2 separate regions of the Homo sapiens genome follow, and region 2 is linked to region 1. Evidence: chromatin loops called from intact Hi-C (ENCODE). Cell type or tissue: MCF 10A. All regions are shown on one strand.

Region 1 (2,500 bases):
TATGTGAACTGGTATAAAAGGGCAAGAAATAGCCCTCCGAGAGCCTGGATACCATACCTAATGATGACTGCCCACATTCCATAAAGTGATCCCCAAAGATGTAGCCAATAACAGAGGTTAGGAAGAAAGTCTTGATTAAATACAAATATCAGCAAATGGCTGTGTTATGAGAAGTACATAAGTGAAGAATATGTGTGTCTGTAAAGATTAAACCGTAAAAAGGACATTGTATATGTTCCACTGAATTGTTTTTTATGGACAATCCCAAGGCTAATTTATATTACTCTTTCTTTCTTAGTAAGCTTTGACAGTCTCTACTCGGATATTTGATTATCCTATTAGTTTTCCTTTTTCTAAAAAAAAAAAAAAAGTAAAAGAATATGGGTTTAACCTATGTGGAAGAAGACAGCCATTTTTAAAGTGCATGTATCTCATTGTACTGTCTGCTCTTCTGAACAGTGAGAGATGACAGATCCAGGTTTATAGTCCTGTGTCCAAGCTACATATTCATGTGAAGGAAAAGACCAGGACCCAAACCCTCAGGGTCATATCCCTTTTCTCAGCCATGGGATATTGGGGGAGGGGTGCCAACAGAAAAATAGTGGCATCTCTAAGGTATTCCTCTCCTATTCCTTTCTCAGTCTTCACATCTCTAATACCTCAGGGGAATGTAAAATTCTGTGACCATATACAGGCACCCAAAGGAAAATAGAATTAAGGTGTACTTTTTCTGAGCTATCTTGTCCTCCTGCCAGGATTCAGTCAAGTCAATAAGTCTATTTTTTCCCCCAAGGCTAATATTGCCTCATGGAAGTTCATGTTGTCCAGGAATCCAAAAAGCCACTTTTGTAAGACTTTGGAAGTAGGACAACTTCCAGTGACTTTCTCGGATTAAGCATAATAAAATTAAAAGGGCTCGATGTAGCAGATTGTATTTTCTAAAGAAGTCCCCAATAATATTAATCTTCTGCATGCTTTTCTTCAGTGTGGCCTCCTCTGTCCTCTTATTCATTCTTTTGAATCTGGGTGGGCTTGTAGCCACATGAGCCAATAGAGTATAGCAGAAGTGATGCTATGACTAAGGCATAAATGGTGATGCAGCTTTTGCCTTCTTGGCTGGAGCACTCGCTCTTGGAGCCCTAAGCTGTTGCATAAGTAGTCTGACTACATTGTCACAAGCTTGTTGGAAGGAAGCCCAGAACAAATGAAGAGCCCACATACCACTGGTATGGTAGACAACACCAGCTGAGGTCCCAGGTAACTGCCAGTGTCAAATGACAATATGTTAGCATAGTCTTTTCCAAAAATAATGTACACATAACTGAATATCCACATGCAAAAAAGACCCATAATTTATACCTCATGCAAACAATCTTGGATATAGATGCATGTACAAAAACTAACTCCTCAGAATGGATCTAAATATAAAGCCTAAAATTTCTAGATGACTACATAGTAAATGTTTGTGATCTTGGGTTCACAAGTAATTTCTCAGATAAGACACAAAAATACAATCAATTTATAGACTGTAAAGTGACACTGAATTTCAGCGAAAAGAGTAACTTATATAGATGTTGGACTCAAAGCTGTTGCACTGGAAACGACAGTGTCTTATTCTTCAGTGGTTGGCGGGGAAGGGGCCAACTGAAACACAGAGAAGACAAAGCAGCTGATATTAGCTCAACAAAACTACAAGGAGGATTGGATCACAAAAAACTAGAAATTGTGAATTGTTTATAGTCAACCCAAAGGAAGGTTTGACTATAAAGAGGCATGAAAGAAGTTTTTGGTACGATGGAAATGTTCCGTATTTTAATTATGGTGGTGATTGCATTGTCAAAACTCATAGAATTGTACATTAAAAGGTGAGTTTTATTGTTTATGAATTAAACTTCAATAAATGTGTTTTGAAAAATAATAGGAGTCATATATTCAAGTGGGACTTAAACCTTTGATCCTTGATCTATAGTTTGGTGTTCTTTTCACTTGCTTTACTTATCTCCCAGGAATTATTTCTTTGTTTTATTCCTTTACATTTAAAAATCATCTTTACTAGATTTTTAAAAATTTAAAAATTGAATAAATGTTTTCATTCCATTGTGTCTCATAGGCTATGTCTGGGTGTCAAACCCACCTCTTTCTTTCTCCACAGTGTTCGATGAACTTGTATAATTATATTTTTATAAGGGCTTTTTTGAGAAAAGTTTACATCTGTAGGAAATGGCCCAGAGTAAGCTCAATGCTAAGAAATGTTGATATTCTGGGAAGTTAGCAGGTGGAAAATAATAATTGCATCACTCAGTTTTGGGAATACTAGAAATTTGCTCCTTTGACAAGCTACTCTTCTAGAATTCCTCCATGAAAGCCAGCACAAGATCACATTTGGAAGTGATGAGACTCAAGCTAGTAATGTAATGTCATATTATTATTTTAGAAATAATAATAATGATGGTATAATATATAATAATAAAAGTAACTTTTCAGGTCCCAGTGTAAAGAA
Region 2 (2,500 bases), 170 kb before region 1:
TTGAACACTTTTTGTAAAAATACACTTCGGGGAAACATTGGAGGCAGCGTATGTGGCAAGTGTTCTGGAGCTAGATTCTCTGGGTTCAAATCCAACTCCTCCACTAATAATGGTATGACCTTGAATAAACCACTTCACCAAGATGGAGATAATAGTAATTACCATATAGGATTGTTATGAGACTTAAATTATTTTTAAAGGGTTTAGAATACTGACTAACATATTGTAAATGCTGTGTGCGTGTATTAGTCCATTCTTGCATTGTTATAAAGAAATGCCCGAGATTGGGTAATGTATAAAGAAAAAGGGTTTAATTCGCTCAAGGTTCTGCCGGCTGTATATGAAACATGATGCTGGCATCTGCACAGCTTCTTGGGAGTTCTCAGGAAACTTAAAATCGTGATGGAAGGCCAAGGGGAAACAGGCACATCTTACATAGACAGAGTAGGAGCAAGAGATAGAGGGAGTAGGTGCTAACACTTCCAAACAGCCAGATCTCACTATTGCAATGACAGCACCAAGGAGGGTAGTGCTAAACCATTAGAAACTGCACCCATGATCTACTCAGCTACCCCTAGGTCCTACCTCTAACATCAGATATTAAATTTGACATGAGATTTGTGCGGGAACACAGATCCAAACCATATCAGTGCGCGAGTGCATGTATGTTTGTGTGTAAGAGTATGTGTATTTAGTAAATTAATGAATAAATAACTTTTGCATTGCCTACTAGTTTATTATACTATGAACTCCTTGAAAGCCAGGAGTGCCTTTTTCAATATTTGGCAGTTCACTGCCTTAATATGTAGAAATACTTATTAAACATATACTTGGTGCTTAAAGATGTACCAAGGGTAGGAGGGAAGTAATCCGAAACTAAGTTTTTCTGTTATCTTTAAGAACACTCAAGTTAAAAAGTACCTACCTTTTGGCATTGTTATCAAAGGATATCTGAAAGACCAGAATCCAACAAATAACTTGCCAAGATTCCAGTGCTTGCAGTACACAGATAAGATAAACAGCAAACATTGTTTTACTCCTTGATTATCTTACATACCATATCAGCACCTAGGGCAATAGATTTTCATTAATTAAATGGCAGAATTAGATTAAAGACACTTAGCAAAGTTTTCTGAAGTTTTCTCAAAGCTTTAATTAATGTTATATATTTTCCCTTTTATACACCAGAGGGCGTTAATCACAAGTTCACCTTTGTGCATATTGGCCATATGATTCCCAGACTCTTTAACCAAAATTTCTAATTGTGGAGAAGAGAAACCTGGGCTAAACAAATGCAATTTATGGACAGAAGGTAAAAATGAGTTTGACAAAAACTGAGGAATAATAGCAGAAAAAAGTAAAATGCTAAAATTAATAAGAATTTGCACTGCATGGAGAAAAGGATCAAACACTATGCTTTCCAGGCAGAGGTCAGGAAACAGGCAATAACACTGGGTAGGTTTGCAGAAACTAAGAATGGTCTTTCCCTGAAGTAAGACATATGGCAGGGATAACTGGAAGTGTCTCACTGATGATGTAATATATGTCCACAAAATGTCATCTGAAAGTAAAACTAAAAGATAATCAAACTAAAAACCACTTACCAGTCTTGAACTTATCTCTTTTCATGAAAGTGGGTTGAAAAAAGAGAAGGTTGTTGTAATTCTATGTTTTTTCAAAGTGGAGTTCCCAGCCTCCTGAGACTAAAACATGTATTCTTAGACCCCTGAGAGTTCTTTATAAAATTTTTCAGATAATATATTTTCATTTGGAATCCAAACTCACGCCATCCCTCCTCTTCAACAAATGAATATTCTAGATTATTTATATGTCTGCATTATTTTTATGGAAATATGGTAGAATATTTCCACTTGATTTCAGTGCCCGAGTTTGCTATGTGTTCGTGAGAAAAATAGGCAGATTGTATATGAATATGAATGTTAATGCCAAGTGACAGCTGAATGATGCCACGGTGTGCTAGAGTAGAAGTTTGAGTAGATAAAAGTGAAGGGATAACTAAGTTGTCAAACAGCAAATGGCAATGTGACTCAATATTTTTAAAATATTAAACAATTGTTTTCGTCTATACAGTTTTTAGCAGACAGGCTAGAAGAGCCCTATCATCCTTCAACTTTCCTGTGCATCTTGATTCCTATACAGACTGTGTAGGGAATGATAAATCTTAACATATATTTGGGGAACCCAAGAGTAGAGGATATCTGGACTTGGCTTCTAGGGTTAGAGAGTCCTCTGGAGGTGGCAAAACCCACATGGATTATGGCTATTGAGTATGTCTGGGAAGATGGAATGATTGACCGTGTGATGCACATTTCTGTGCCTCAGCTAGGCGTAGACATGAGAAGAGAGCACTGGGAAACTGAAGGAGTGCAATGGATAGAAATGAGGGAATTCTTCATGGTAACTAGCATATGTTGACAATGGGTTTCTCCACAAGCACTGGTGTGGGTGGAGGATTTGAAGATCAGACTGTGACCTTCTC

The links. Peaks named below come from ENCODE experiments on the same cell type or tissue, not always from the same donor. Only the 100,000 strongest peaks of a DNase experiment are listed, where the experiment ranks them.
Region 2: a loop joins it to region 1, with 3 times the contacts of the local background. A loop is called at or near these places in 28 of 110 quality-filtered maps.

Annotation. Positions count from the first base shown.
Region 1 is chr13:47,424,961-47,427,460 of GRCh38, reverse strand. No RefSeq gene overlaps it. Among named protein-coding and RNA genes, the nearest start is that of LINC00562, 510 kb to the left of the region's middle. In MCF 10A, no CTCF peak of the experiment used is centred here; a DNase peak (open chromatin) is centred at 1,140.
Region 2 is chr13:47,597,202-47,599,701 of GRCh38, reverse strand. No RefSeq gene overlaps it. Among named protein-coding and RNA genes, the nearest start is that of LINC00562, 330 kb to the left of the region's middle. In MCF 10A, a CTCF peak has its summit at 1,202 (motif pointing right); no DNase peak of the experiment used is centred here.